Linked DNA regions of Homo sapiens: region 2 is linked to region 1. Evidence: chromatin loops called from intact Hi-C (ENCODE). Cell type or tissue: CD4-positive, alpha-beta T cell. All regions are shown on one strand. Each heading gives the region's core, and the rest is flanking DNA. Links, peaks and the distances in the headings are about the cores only.

Region 1 (4,400 bases), core at 157-4,156:
GAATAAAAAGAGATTAGTGTTCCAGTTCCCAGTGTACCACGTTATGTATTTCCCTGTATTACAATTCTGGTAAATGAGATCGCAAGTTATTAGCTATAATTGACTCAAATGTTCAACATCTTCTTCAGGCTGAGCAGCAGTGGAATTGCTTGATGAGTTAATTGTTCTTTTATAACTTTAACTTCCATAGTAATCTTCAGTCTCTTAAAAAAATTTAGCTTCATCAATGTAACACGACCACTTCTATAAAACATCTGCTTATCGAAGTGTACTTATTTTAAAGCAAATAAATGTATGGTAACTTTACATTATTTTCTGAGAAAATTTGGCATATACTTCCTCAAGTCTCAAATTCCAGGGTGCCTGCCATCGGGCAGTTCCCAGAGAAGTAGTTGCTGGAGACGCAAAGTCTAGGGCTCTGCCCTTGGTGCCATGATTTTTCTAGCTGGTTGGTTGGAACTATCTGTAGCTCCTAGCCAGGTCTGTTGCAAGACTAGCCAACATTAGCATCTGACGAGGCAGCAGCACTTCCTTTCTATTCTGTGGAGGTTTTTTTGGTTTTGTTTTGTCATTTCTTAAAGAGCCACTATAGCTTTACTGAAAAGCCTCCTAATAGATGGCTAGAAAATCCAGCAGGTTCTGGGATTAGAATTTATTTTAGCTTTTTTCTTACCAAAAGTTTTCCATTGGGACCACTAGGGAATGTTTTCTATTAGAACAAATCTGAAGTATTAGGTCTAAAGGAAAAAGCATGATTAAATGGTAATATTTCATTTGACAAATTTTTTAAATCAAGCATTTTTCAGAAATCAAAAAGCATATCTTTACTTACTATGATTGATATTAAAGGCTAGTTCATTTTGTGTTGCAGAAAGAACAAAGACATGCCACAAGAGTGGTCAGTTCTTCCACTAGGGGCCCAGGGTACTGTAAAAGGGAAGACAGGGTTGGAAGACACCAGAAGGGCCAGACAGGGAGAGATTGCTGGCCTTATGGAGTTAACCGAACAGAGTTCATACGAAGATGAGTAAGAAGCAGAGCCTCTGCTGCATTTTGTGACTCCACAGGGACAAAGAGTAAGGAGACCAGAGTGGAAAAAAAAAGTGAGGGAAAGGAAAAAGGACATTACAGAGAACATGATAAGGCTGAGTATAGGAATCTGGGATGAAATGAAAATAATTCTAAGGGATAGGAGGGAACTACAAAAAAGGGCAAAAGCACAGAAAAGGTAAGTGGTCACCTGATGCAGTCAAGTGCATATATTTCATATATGTATGTTCAGTCTAAAACTGGGAAACCAACCAATGCCCAACCAACTAGTCAGCCAACCACACACATTTCTAGTAATAATTTTTTTTTTTTTGACACGGTCTTGCTCTGTCACCCAGGCTGGAGTGTTGTGGTGCAATCTTGGCTCACTGCAACCTCTGCCTCCCAGGTTCAAGTGATTCTCTTGCCTCAGCCTCCTGAGTAGCTAGGATTACAGGCATGGGCCACCACGCCTGGATAAGTTTTATATTTTTAGTAGAGACGGGGTTTCACCATGTTGGCCAGGCTGGTCTCGAACTCCTGACCTCAAGTGATCTGCTTGCCTCAGCCTCCCAAAGTGCTGGAATTACAGGTGTGAGCCACTGCGCTCAGCCTCTATAATAATTTAGAATACACTAATTTATTCATAAGTCCAAATTAATGTGACATATTTATATCATGCTTTTTTTGTAATAAGAATCTAGGAATACAAGTTAGACCACCTTAGAAAAATGTAAATTATTACTTACCAACAAGTTATACTACAGTGGCAGTTTAAGACACTTTTCAGTAATGTCGTCTTAGAGAAATGTGTGCACCAAGCTATGTGTGAAAGAATATGCACAGCTACACTGCTCATTAAAGCTTCAAACAAGAGACAACCCATATGTCCATCAACAGTAGGCTGGATAAACTGTGGTACAGTCATAAAGTGGAATGTTATATAGAAACAAAAATCAACAATTACAACTATTTGCAATAACATGAATGACTATGTTCAAAGCAAGATACAAAAACACTTCTGAATCCTTGTGACTATATACAGAATGATCGTACTGTTTATAAAGTTTAAAAACAGGTGAAACCACACTGTATTATTTAGTGATGCACACATAAAGGGCTGAAATCATTAGCAAAAAGGCAGGAAATGACCAGGCGAGGTGGCTCATGCCTGTAATCCTAGCTCTTTGGGAGGCCAAGGTGGGCAGATCACTTGAGGGCAGGAGTTTAAGACCAGCCTGGCCAACATGGTGAAACCCTGTCTCTACTAAAAATACAAAATTAGCCAGGCATGGTGGCAAGGTGCCTGTAATCCTAGCTATTCCAGAGGCTGAGGCAAGAAAATCGCTTGAACTCAGGAGGCAGAGGTTGCAGTGAGCCGAGATTGCGTCACTGTACTCCAGCCCGGGCAACTCCATCTCAAAAAGAAAAAAAAAAAAGCAAACTAGGAAGTGGTTATCATGAAAGTCAGGAAAGTGATTGCATGGTGTTTGTGATCTGATGGGGCACACTGCGGGCTGGGTGGGTGCTTCTAGGGTCTTGGCGATATTCTATTTCTTGACCTGGGTAGACATTATACAGATTTTACTTTGTGCTTATTTGTTAAACTGAAAATTTGTTTAACAAATTTTAAATTTATTTTAAAATTATTTTAAACAAATAATAAAAATTTTCTTATGTTGTATTTCACAATAAAAATATTTTCTTAATGTGGCTTTTGAGGTACCACTAACCCACATATATCAAGGCATGTTTCTACAAACAATGTTATTTTTGGTGGCTAGGCAACACTTCTCGAACGTTTCCCATCACTTTTCAGCAAGATGGGTACCACGTTTGAAAATTTTTATTGTGAAAACACGCACTTCTTTTTCTACTGCTTTATTTGCCAATTCAATAAATATTTATTCAACCACTTATAGTATTTCTCATGCTTGAGGGACTAAGATATGAAGATGAATTTAGGCTAGATTCTGACTTCTGGATTTCATAATCCAATCAAGTGGATAGTAGTCACCTCTCTATGGAAAACATATAATAAAAGTGCTTCAAAAATTTTGAAGAGGGACTACATTTTGAGGGGAGGGAAATAGGTTTATGGAGATGGCATAAGAGATGGCATTAGAAATGGATTTTGGAGAATTGGGAAGATTATGACAAGGTAAGTGGGGAGACAGAGCATTTTAGGTGAAGGAGATTTCATGGCAAGACTCTGAGTAGGAATCAAAAGACTTACTCAAAATTAAAGAGTAATCAACTGGATGGGGGAGGGCTGCATAAAGATTAATAGAAAGAGGTAAAACTGGACAGCAATTTTTGGGTCCAGAGCAGAAAGGACTTGACTATCACATTTAAAAGTTTGGACTTGATTCATTGGCAATGGGGAATCCACTGAAAGTGTTTAGGAGGTTTTAGGAAAATGAACCTCACAGTTTGTGTGCAGAATGATGGAAGTTAGAAATAGACAATCAGGTAATTGTAGGAGCTCAGGACAGAGGTGACAAAAGCAATAGGGATAAAAGTAAAGGTACTATAACTGAGCTACTGTGGAGACAAAATCTGTAGTTTTCAGTGCGTTGGATGCTTGGGAGTAGCAGGGTTAAATGGCGAGATGAGAGGTAGGAAGAAATCAAAGATCATAGGTTTGATAAGGCTGCCTGGGAGAATATTGATACTCTGACTAGAAATACAGATATTAGGAAGAGTTACTGTTGTGTGTATAAGGGTGAGTGAAAATATAATGCATTTAATTTTAGAAATACTAAATTTGAAGACCATGGAATAGACAGGAAGGATATCCAGCAAACATTTTGAAATATTTAAATATAGATATTTATATTTACATATAAATTATACATATTTTCAAAGGGTTAAATAGACTTTAACCCTTTGAAAATATTTGTAATCGAATCCTTTCAAAAACCCTGTGATATTCCCATATTTAGTTATGTAAAAACTCCTAGGATTTGAGCCAGACTTGAACATATTAATAGATCTGCAAATGCCAAATCCATGGCTGTCCCCATTGTTTCTTGTTGGCTCCTGTAAATGTCTGTTTGTAACTAGGGAGAGTTCTGAACTGTTAGATGTAGATTAGGTCAGTTACATACAAGTGTTGGGAAGTATTGGGGAACAGAAGGAAGAGGACTAAGGAGAGATTACTAGGGAATTTCTCTCTTTAGGGGATGGGATAAGGAACAAAACTTACAGAGGGAAGAGTTAGATGGAGGGCAACTAGGACACAGCGGCTGGAAATCAAGGGAAGAACATTCTAAGAGGAAAGGGCTTGTCAGCACTGCCAAAGGCTGCCAAGAGGTTGGGGACTCTGAAGGCAGAGGAGACTCCTGTTAGCTCGATGAGGAGGATGTCCA
Region 2 (4,400 bases), core at 243-4,242, 74 kb after region 1:
CACTACTGGGTTGTTCAATGACACAAAAATTCACATAATAAAATTCCATTAAAATTTAATACCAGAAAAAAAAATACCTGTTGATGGACCATTGTACATTCTTTCAAAAAAACAGGAACTACACAGGTTTCTCTTACCTCTCGGGGCAGTTACCACAGCCTCAGAGTACCTTTGATACCCAAGACAAAATAAGGGCACTTTAACTATCACCTTCATGCAGTGTTTACGTATATGTATGTGTATTTCATTGGAAGTTGACTCAAATATTTGGGGGTGGTAAGCAGAGTTTAAATTTCAAAAGACCAATAATTGAGATTTCTACTTTTAGATTTTTGCTTTTTGCTATCATAGAGTAGCTAATATCAGATCACTCCCCACCCCCTGCCCCCACCCTCACTCCCACTACAGAAACCATAAAAGATAGATAAAAGCTAACTGAATGCAGTGGTGAGCAATCAAGGCAGCCAGGCTCAAGGGTCCAAGATCACAGAAAGATACTGAAGTGGACTCAACAATACCCACTGCCTTTTCTCTTCAGATATTTGCTATTTTTAAGTGGTGCAGGCTAGAAAGCAAGTAGAAGTAAGTAACTCAGAGCTTCCAGCACCTTGTGGGGCCAAGAAGACAACTGAAGTTCAAGGATACTAAGAAGGTCAGAGTTTGAGGAGCAAGATCCTACGAAAAAAAGGCAACAGCAGAGAAGTGAGCTTGACATACTACATTGTTTTCCCCTCAAGGTAACTGACATGAAAGATACATTGAAGGGTATGGGGAGGTGGTAAGTGGCTGAGAAGCTAAGCAGAAAATAAACACTAGGGGGCTAAAGGTTAAGTAAAATTTTTGACCATTTCACAATACGGGGAAACAAAAACTAGAATTCTGAGTCCACAAAGGAAGGTGGTAAACACTCAGATTCTCAGTTACAATCCTGGAAGGGCTATGCTCTTGGAATAAGAGCAAAGCGGAAAAAGCAACTAGCTCTCATCAAGACTAAAAGACAGTCTCAAAGCATCTCAATTCCTCATTGGATAAAGATGAGCTTCTCTTACTCTACTGGCCTGTTAGGAAAAAAGTAAATCTTCTCAGATAGAAGATGACATCATACAAAGCCACTACAATTTTTCAGTGTTCAATTAAAACTTACCAGGTATTCCAGATGACAGAACCAAATAAACAAAAACAAAAGAGAAAAAATAAGACAATAGAAACAGACCTCCAGGGATCCAGATATTGGTTTTATCAGACACAGATTGTAAACTAACTATAATTAATTTACTAAAGAAATAGAAAACAGGATTTCACCCAAACTGAAATATATTGAAACAATCAAATTGAAATTTTAGAACTAAAAAAAAAAATACAATATCCGAAATTAAGAGGTCAATAAATAGGTTTGGCAGCAGATTAGATGCAGCACAGAAGAAGTCAGCAGCCAGGCACAGTGGTTCTCGCCTATAATCCCAGCACACTGGGAGGCTGAGACAGGAGGACTGCTTGAGCCCAGGGGTTCAAGATCAGCCTGGGCAACATAGTGAGACCCTGTCTCTAACAACAACAGAAAAAATTAGCCAGGCATGGTGGCACACATCTGTAGTTCCAGCTACTCAGGAGGCTGAGGTGGAAGGACTGCTTGAGCCCAGGAGATGGAGGCTGCAGTGAGCCATGACTGTGCCACTGTACTCCTGCCTGGGCAACACAGTAAGACCCTGTCTCAAAAAAAAACAAAACAATCACAAAAACAAAACAAAATAAAACAAAAGTCAGTAAAAGTTATCCAAACTGAAGCCCAGGGTATAAAAAAGAACTAAAAAAGCCAGACAAGAATCTATGAGACACAGTAAAAAGGCCAAACATATGTGTCACAGAGGCCCAGAAGGACAGGGAGAGACTGTAGTAGAATTAGGCATAATTTTTGAAGAGATAATGGCTAAGATTTTTCTTAAACCAACAAAAGACATCATGCCACAGATGCAAGATAAGATATGTATCATAAACAGAATAAATACAAATAAAACCACACCTAGGTAAATCATAGCAAAACTACTGAAAGGCAGAGAAAGGAACAGGAATACAACTGATGGCTAACTTTCAACGGAAATGATGCTCATGAGAAGACCACAGAATGACATCTTTAAAGTGATGAAAGGAAGTAACCACCAACCTAGGATTCTATACAGAGAAAAAAAATCCTCAAATAGGAAGGCAACATAAACATGCTTTCAACCAATTCTCAACAAGGGAAAAAGAATTAATTGCACCAAAAATAAGTACTAAAGGGGGTTCTTCAAATAGAGGGAACATAATCCCAGTTGAAATCATGGAAATGTGAGAAGGCAAAGTGAGCAACAGAAAGAATAACTATGTGGGTAAACCTACTGAATATTGACTATAAATACAATATTAGTAATGTCTTCTGGAATTCAAAATATATACATAATTAAAACATATGACATCAATAGCAGAAAAAGTGAGGGGAGGGGTGGAATACATTGGAGCTTAAATGTTGTAAGGTCTTTCATTATCCTGGAAGTGGTAAAAGGATCACTAGTAAACACTAACAGATCACTGATACGTGTTCTAATCTCTAGAGTAACCACAAAAATGAAAGACTGAATAACAAGCTAATTGGTGGGGGAGGGGGAGGGTAGAATAAAAAATACTTGATTAATCAAAGACCCCATAATTTCAGCTAAAATCATATAAGCATTTCTCATAGTATTTATTTCATGATGTATTCAGTTTGATTTACTATCAAGTCTCCCAGTCTCTCTCCACAACAATATTAGAATCGAGTAAGAGGAAGAATAATAATGTACAGTGTTTCTTACATGGCATGCACTGACTGACTGAGCCAGGCACTATCCACAAATTGTCTTAATCCACAGAAGACAACCATAAGGTAGCTATTACCACCCCTATCACAGATATGAGGAAATTGAGAATCAAAGAAGTTGAATAACCTCCTGAAGGTCATAACAGCTATAACGTGAGGGACTCAAACCCAAACTTGATAGTGCAGCATAAGCCAAAGATAGGTCGGATTTCGTTTGCCTTCAATTGCATTATATATTATCATCCTCTGTTGATTTTTTGTCTTTAATCTGAGTAGGAAAAAGAAACAGCTTAAAATTCCCTATATTTCATATTCTCCATGGGCAATGGAACCAAGATAGGCAGCAAAGTAACACAGAAATGAGTCACTGAAAGAAGAAATATTATATATTTTCAATGTGAAGTAGACAGATGAGAGAATAGAAGAAACTGGATTGTTAAAAATTTCTTCAAAAATTTTTCTGATGTACTACCTTTGTTATTTTAAGTGATACCAACTTTAACACCACGCATATTTATACTCAAAAATGGTGCAGAGAACTTTATTCCAAAATCATACAGGAGGGACTTTTAGAAGTCCTCTGCTCTGACTTCTCAGCAGTAGAAAATTAACAACCAAGAGTTAATTGTTTCCCGATTACCATTTCCCTACCTCTGGAATACTCAAGAAAGTAATTAAATGCCTTCGACTTTCTTCTATCAGGTGGAATCGATGGGGACAGGTAGAAAAAGGCAAGTTCTTCAAAGTAAACAACTACTCCTGCAATGTTTATTTAAATAAGTGCTATTGCCAACCATGAGGAATCATTAAGAAAGACAAGGCAATGAAGACTACACTTCATTTATCTATGCTTTTCCACCTCCTTCTGATATCCATGGGAAATGGATTTTATTTCTCAGGTTATCATCAACATTATTCTAAATCAAGACCTGCAGAGTATAGCATATTTGCTAAAAATTCTTGCAATTGTTTCTATTTCTGCTCAAATTTTATTATTTCACTGAGCTGCCTAGAAGCAAACAATCTGACTTTCCAATCTGAACCATTTGTAAGATAAGTATCAGCAGTTATTGAATCCAGTGGTACAGGTGAGTTGAAATGCTGAAACTAAAGAGGTTATGGTTTTCAGCATGCCTTGTAAATGGGTGCCTAATTCCCACTTCCCGAGTCCTTACAAGGCTTTTAGGAGAGACTCGGGGCCTATGGATTGCCACATGGAGTTCCCAGTCCACATATGAGCTAGAAATGAATGCACAGAAAGTCAAACTTATAAAACCTTATAGTGCCTTTATTGGAGTACCTGACTCAACAAATGAAAAACCTTTGTCTCCTCAAGTCTGCCACTGAGAGGTCTGACAGGAAAGGATCATGCCAACTTTCATCTAGACAGTCCCTAAGTCATGAAAATGCAGCAAGGCACATTAAACAAGCTATAGACAGCAGAGAATGTGTAATGAAGTCACATATGGCAGAACTTCAAAACCCCATCCAGAAGCAAATAAGGTTCTACTAGAACAGTGCTTATAATCATTAAAAAAAAAAAAAAAGAAAAAGTTCAGCTAAGACC

The links. Peaks named below come from ENCODE experiments on the same cell type or tissue, not always from the same donor. Only the 100,000 strongest peaks of a DNase experiment are listed, where the experiment ranks them.
Region 2: it touches region 1 in a loop (7-fold over the local background); 2 of 110 quality-filtered maps call a loop at or near these places.

The regions. Positions count from the first base shown.
Region 1 is chr1:117,005,426-117,009,825 of GRCh38, reverse strand. The region is part of intron 1 of CD101 (CD101 molecule); the gene reads right to left. Among named protein-coding and RNA genes, the nearest start is that of CD101, 5.9 kb to the right of the region's middle. In CD4-positive, alpha-beta T cell, for the core only: no CTCF peak of the experiment used is centred there; DNase peaks (open chromatin) are centred at 495, 2,465 and 2,805.
Region 2 is chr1:116,931,477-116,935,876 of GRCh38, reverse strand. The region is part of intron 1 of PTGFRN (prostaglandin F2 receptor inhibitor); the gene reads right to left. Among named protein-coding and RNA genes, the nearest start is that of PTGFRN, 24 kb to the right of the region's middle. In CD4-positive, alpha-beta T cell, for the core only: a CTCF peak has its summit at 822; DNase peaks (open chromatin) are centred at 806 and 2,086; H3K27ac peaks cover 404 bases.